Regions from separate parts of the Homo sapiens genome. Here region 1 is linked to region 2. Evidence: read pairs that join two places in POLR2A ChIA-PET (ENCODE). Cell type or tissue: PC-9. All regions are shown on one strand. Each heading gives the region's core, and the rest is flanking DNA. Links, peaks and the distances in the headings are about the cores only. Region 1 holds the start of LOC105372777 (a long non-coding RNA gene). Region 2 has its middle 26 kb from the start of TIAM1-AS1.

The links. ChIA-PET counts read pairs that join two places held together with the same protein. Peaks named below come from ENCODE experiments on the same cell type or tissue, not always from the same donor. Only the 100,000 strongest peaks of a DNase experiment are listed, where the experiment ranks them.
Region 1: POLR2A ChIA-PET joins it to region 2 with 15 read pairs; 2 of 35 experiments call an interaction of 5 or more read pairs at or near these places.

Annotation. Positions count from the first base shown.
Region 1 is chr21:31,253,183-31,256,096 of GRCh38, reverse strand. All of the region lies in intron 4 of TIAM1 (TIAM Rac1 associated GEF 1), which reads left to right. It overlaps LOC105372777 (a long non-coding RNA gene), which reads right to left and starts at 677. Exons shown (of 2, transcript XR_937661.3): 1 at 440-677. In PC-9, for the core only: no CTCF peak of the experiment used is centred there; no DNase peak of the experiment used is centred there.
Region 2 is chr21:31,583,612-31,586,525 of GRCh38, reverse strand. No RefSeq gene overlaps it. Among named protein-coding and RNA genes, the nearest start is that of TIAM1-AS1, 26 kb to the right of the region's middle. RefSeq lists a silencer at 123-323 and enhancers at 1,556-2,340, 2,341-2,914. In PC-9, for the core only: no CTCF peak of the experiment used is centred there; no DNase peak of the experiment used is centred there.

The DNA of each region.
Region 1 (2,914 bases), core at 160-2,659, 330 kb after region 2:
TCTTGCCTCCCTCATTTTAGCCTGGGAGCTCATTTAAGCATTTGTTGCCCAGCTCAAATGCTAAGAAAACTCTTGCCCACAGCTGTTGTATGTATTAGGCTACAGCTGGCCACTTGTGCATACATTCATTTTTTGGGGAAGCTGCCAGTGGAATGGCAACTGGTGAGTGCCCTGAAAATCTGGCTTCAGAGAATTTGTCCTGGGAGAACAGGATTGAAGAGCCTCTCGGCCCTGTGAATGTTGTTCATGATCGGAAATCTCTTCAACGGAGTGGTTCTAACATGGAGAGTTTATTTTGAGCTGTTTTCTGGAAGTCTCAGCTAGATCATGAACCATGTTTAGAATTATTTCTCTGTCTAGCCAGGATCTTACCATCTCCCTTGATGTCCTCTGCCTTTTTTGATTAAAATTTAGTATTTGACTCTAAGAGGTAACCTACCTTGCAGTTGCTACAAAAACTGCTGAGGCTCCCCTGGGACTATTCCGTGGTGTCAGTCTTCTGTATTCCTCACTGCTGGGAAGACTGGGGAGGTTTACAGGTGCTTCTGGGATAGGGGGAGGATCAGGATTCTCAGGTGGGTAGTAGCAGGAGCCCCTCTGAAAGATGACCACTAAGTAAGTTTGCAACACAATGAAGGAAAGAAAGAGCGGTGTTGAGTAGCACCTCTGGCTGGGTCATCACCCTTTCCAGCAATGCTGGAGAATGGACTTCTGGGAATTTGGGACATCCCAAGTTTCATGACTGAATAAGGGCTGGGGCTGGGCAACCTGCATCCGTTTCTCAATGGGCTGGGTCACATATCAGTGGGGGCATGTGTACCACTGAGCCTGAATAACCACTTAAGGAGACAAGGTGGAGTTGTCTTGGATCACAGATGACAAGAGCATTCCCCGTTGATGACACGGAGCTGTTTGCTTCCAAAGCATGCAAGCTCACCTGGGGCCCGCAGGTCTTTTACCTGGAGTAATCACTTCCTTGCTTGGTTTAGTGGTTGTCCCAGAGTTGAACACACACAGTCTGGTCATGGCAAAGCTACAGCATCAGTTGGCATGAGCAGATGTTCAGGTCTTATACAGAGGTGAGTGTCCATTGAGGCCTTACTCTTAGTTTAAATAGAGACAGATGTGAGGGCCTTCTGTAAAGGGATGGATGGTGTTGGCAATGTAGTGAACTCTTATGAGACACGCCCTTGAGAGTTGGTCTTTCGGGTTTCTGCCTCGCTTTTCCTTATTCTCTCTTCCCATCCTCCTTCCCCTTTCTTGCACTTGCAGGTTTTAGCTTTTTGCCAGGCAGGTCACAGTCACTCAGCTTTTGCTGAAAAAATCTGGAAGAGCCATTGTTGGTAAGAAAAGGGGGAAGGCATGGGATTGATTTGTTTGTTTGTTTTGTTTTGAGACAGGGTCTCTCTCTCTCTGTTGCCCAGGCTGGAGTGCAGTGGTGCAGTCTTGGCTCACTGCAACCTCCACTTCCTGGACTCAAGTGATCCTCCCACCTGCCTCAACCTCCCGAGTAGCTGGGACTACAGGTGTGCACCACCATGTGTGGCTGATTTTTTTGTAGTTTTAATAGAGATGGGGTTTCACCTTGTTGCCCAGGCTGGTCTCAAACTCTTGACCTCAGGTGATCCACCCGCTTCAGCCTCCCAAAGTGCAGGGATTATAGGCATGAGCCACCATGCCCTGCTGAGACTGAATATTTAGACAGAATCTGGTCAGGTGCTACCTGCAGCTGAGTCATGAGGTCACCATATAATAGTGGAAAGTGTACTTGGAAGGATAGGTTTCAACTTCCCATCTGCCACCAACCAGACTTGTGATTTTCTAAGCCGCAGGCTGTCAATCAATGAGATAGCTTTGCCAAGTCCCTTCCTCTTCTGGAGCTCTGGGAATTACAAGATGCCTGGGATCATTTTTTCTCCTTTGTACCAAAGTCTCTCTTATGGAATAGGGATGTTACCTGTGTAGCTAAATTTCCCTGTCTTGCAGAGAAGCATTTCACCTCTTTGCATTTTAGAGAGAGCTTAATAGCTGATGTTTTCACGCATACCAAACCTTCTTCCCAGAAGGACTGAGACATGAAAATGAATCCAAAAGTTTGGAAAATTCACAGACTCATCTTGTGTAACTCATTGGTTATCCTGAATAATCAACAATTGTCAAATTTTCTTTTGTCTTGTATCAAGAGGGAAGCATATGGTCAATGTCCCTGCCAAGGAGAAATGTGGGTTGATAACAGTGTTTTCCTGTTTGTGTAGAGGATTTTTACCAATTGGCTCTAGGTCTTTCATGACCACCCGTGGATGTTAATAAGCAGGATAGCAGATAGCAAAGCTGTGGGAACCAGCAGTTATAGGGGTCTGCATCTGAGCTGCATTCGTGGTTTCTTTCTTTCCCTTAAGTCCCTCTAACTCCCAGGGGTCTAAGCTCCATTTATAATGGAGTTGATCCCTAGAAGCTCACCCAGCAATCTCCTGCTGCCATTCTACTCCCACCACCCTCTTTTTTCCATGTCTTGCTATACATCTCTTTTAGTTGCTTATTTAGTATTTCTTCATGATGAAGGTGAACTTTGAGCAATTCTTAGAACTAAGTGAAGTTCGTGGAGATATGGGCACAGTGTCTGTCTGGGGCCTTGTGTAGGCCAGTATTAGTTTGTGGCATGGCTCATACTGCCCCCATTGCCTCTCAGCAAAGATAGGAGCCCAGAGCATTCATTTGTATGGTAATTCAGAATATCTGGTTAGTTTTTACGTGTTTGAACCAGAATGAGCCATTTGTGAGACTAAAGGCCCCCAAATTGGTGAAACTGCCAAACTGTGTATTACTTTGGCATCTTCTATATTAGACTCAGCCTCCCGTTCTCTTCCTTGGAGAACAATTAGGCTCCTTTCTTATGCATAAGACTTTGAGCTGT
Region 2 (2,914 bases), core at 178-2,677:
TTTTTATGCACTTGGTATTCTGTGGACCAGAATGTACATTTATCCTGATTAAATTTCTTTTTTTTTCCGATTAAATTTCAATTGTTAGATTTCATCCATTGTTCTAGCCTACCAAGGTATTTACCAATCTTAATTCAATCTTGGCAGGCATTTACCAATACCTTAATTCAATCTCTCAGGATAGCGTTGATCTCTCCAAGGTCCTGATAAGCCATCGTCTCAGCATTTAGAATGACAATGCAGGACAGAAATAGACCAGCACGGTGGACGGTGCCTTTTGGTACCGACCACTGCTGTTTTGTTCAGATAAAGAAAGAACAGTTGGTGGAAGGAGGCCCAATCAAGGATTTGGTATTTAAAGGATAAACTCCTGGATCCATTTTTCTTATACTTCTGGCTTCCAATTAAAGGACTTATTTCCTGGACCTGCTCCCCCAAAGTCCATGGGCCAGAGATGGGGAACCTAAAGGAAAGTTTCAAATGTGAGGTTTTTTTTGAGAGGGCCCGGATATATTTAAAGTGGGAGAGGTGGCTTTCTGTTCATTTATATTGACTCCCCCTCCCCACCTCTCCTTTTTTTTTTTTTTTTAGGATGGAGACTTGCTTTGTTGCCCAGGCTGGAGTGCAGTGATGCAATCTCAGCTTACTGCAACCTCCGCCTCCTGGGTTCAAGTGAGTCTCCTGCCTCAGCCTCCCAAGTAGCTGGGATTACAGGCACGCACCCGGCTAATTTTTTTTTTTTTTTTTTTTGCATTTTTAGTAGAGATGGGGTTTTACCATGCTGGTCAGGCTGGTCTCAAATTCCTGACCTCAAGTGATCAGCCCACCTCAGCCTCCCAAAGTGCTGGGATTACAGACATGAGTCACTGTGCCCGGCCTCTTCTGACTCTCTTTTCTACCCCTAGAAGATAACTAGAAAGGCAGGCTTTTAGAGCTGCATTAGGAGTGAACAGAAATCTGCCACTTAATTGTCTAAATGGGGAAACTGAGGTGCAGTGAAGTCAGGTTCCTGGGCTAGCCCACTCTGGAACAAGATGACAAAGCCAGGAGGGGACTCCAGTTCCATTGCTCTGTCCTGAGCTGTCTCAGTCAGGTAACCATGGCTGTATACCTGCCACCGCTTCCTAGAGGGTCACTGTGTCTCCAGAATCTGGGGGAAAACATTAGCTTCTTATTAAAACATATGAGGATAGTCCGGACTTGATGGCTCACACTGTAATCCCAGCTCTTTGGGAGGCCGAGGTGGGTGGATCACCTGAAGTCAGGAGTTTGAGAACAGCCTGACCAACGAAGTGAAACCCTGTCTCTACTAAAAATACAAAAATGAGTCGGGCATGGTGGTGGGCACCTGTAATCCCCAGCTACTTGAGAGGCTGAGGCAGGAGACTCATTTGAACCTGGGAGGCAGGGTTGCAGTGAGCAGAGACAGCACCATTGCACTCCAGCCTGGGCAACAAGAGCGAAACTCTGTCTCAAAAAAAAGAAAAGAAAAAGAAAAAAAGAAAAAATGTGCATTTACTAACTACTTGGGCCATGGATGCCAGATCCCCCAGAGAGTACAAAAGTCGATATTTTACTTTATGGAAGAGTTTTTAAGCAGAGAAGTAAGCCTTCAAATAGGCTCCACGAATGTATCAGCTCTATTTGTGGAGGTAGGTCTGTAGCAAGTAGGAGAGGGAAACCATCCTCGTTTCCCTTGTGCTGTTATCATTATTATTTGTTATTTGTAGGTGTGACCAGGGCACAGAATATAAAAGAAAACACTTAAGAAGCCTCTGTGAGGTTACGGGTCTGGTTACTGAGACCTCTCTATAATATGCAGATTTGGCTGGGTGCAGTGGCTCATGCCTGTAATCCCAGCACTTTGGGAGGCCAACATGGGCGCATCGCCTGAGGTCAGGAGTTCGAGACCAACCTGGCCAACATGGTGAAACCCGTCTCTACTAAAAAAACAAAAATTAGCCAGACGTGGTGGCAGGCACTTGTAATCCTAGCTACTTGGGAGGCTGAGGCAGGAGAATTGCTGAAACCTAGGAGGTGGAGGTTGCAGTGGGCCGAGATCGTGCCACTGCACTCCAGCCTGGGGGTCAGAGAGAGACCTTGTCTCAAAAAAAAAAAAAAAAAAAGGCCATGATGATAATGGCGGTTTTGTGGAATGGAAAGGGGGGGAAAGGTGGGGAGAAGATTGAGAAATCGGATGGTTGCCGTGTCTGTGTAGAAGGAAGTAGACATGGGAGACTTTTCATCTTGTTCTGTACTAAGAAAAATTCTTCTGCCTTGCGATCCTGTTGATCTGTGACCTTACCCCCAACCCTGTGCTATCTGAAACATGTGCTGTGTTCACTCAGGGTTAAATGGATTAAGGGCGGTGCAAGATGTGCTTTGTTAAACAGATGCTTGAAGGCAGCATGCTCGTTAAGAGTCATCACCACTCCCTAATCTCAAGTACCCAGGGACACAAACACTGCGGAACGCCGCAGGGTCCTCTGCCTAGGAAAACCAGAGACCTTTGTTCACTTGTTTTATCTGCTGACCTTCCCTCCACTATTGTCCTATGACCCTGCCAAATCCCCCTCTGCGAGAAACACCCAAGAATGATCAATAAAAAAAAAAAAAAAAAAAAAAAAGCATATTCATTCATTTTAGCTTTCTGAGGATATTGGTCAGTCCTTCCCAAGAAGCCGGCTGCATGATGGACCCTCATTTCCATTGCCTGTGGACTGGCTTTACTATCTGTAATTAACAGTGAGGAACTTCGTGGATGGTATTCTTTTGTAGGCATGAATTTCTAACCGAAGAACATCTTTCAGCTCTCAGCATTGTTCATCTGAATGTTGCTATGAGACTGCGGCTATTTATTCCTCTAAAGATCTCTTGCGTGGCTCTGGTGACAGAGTGTATTTTTCATAGCTAT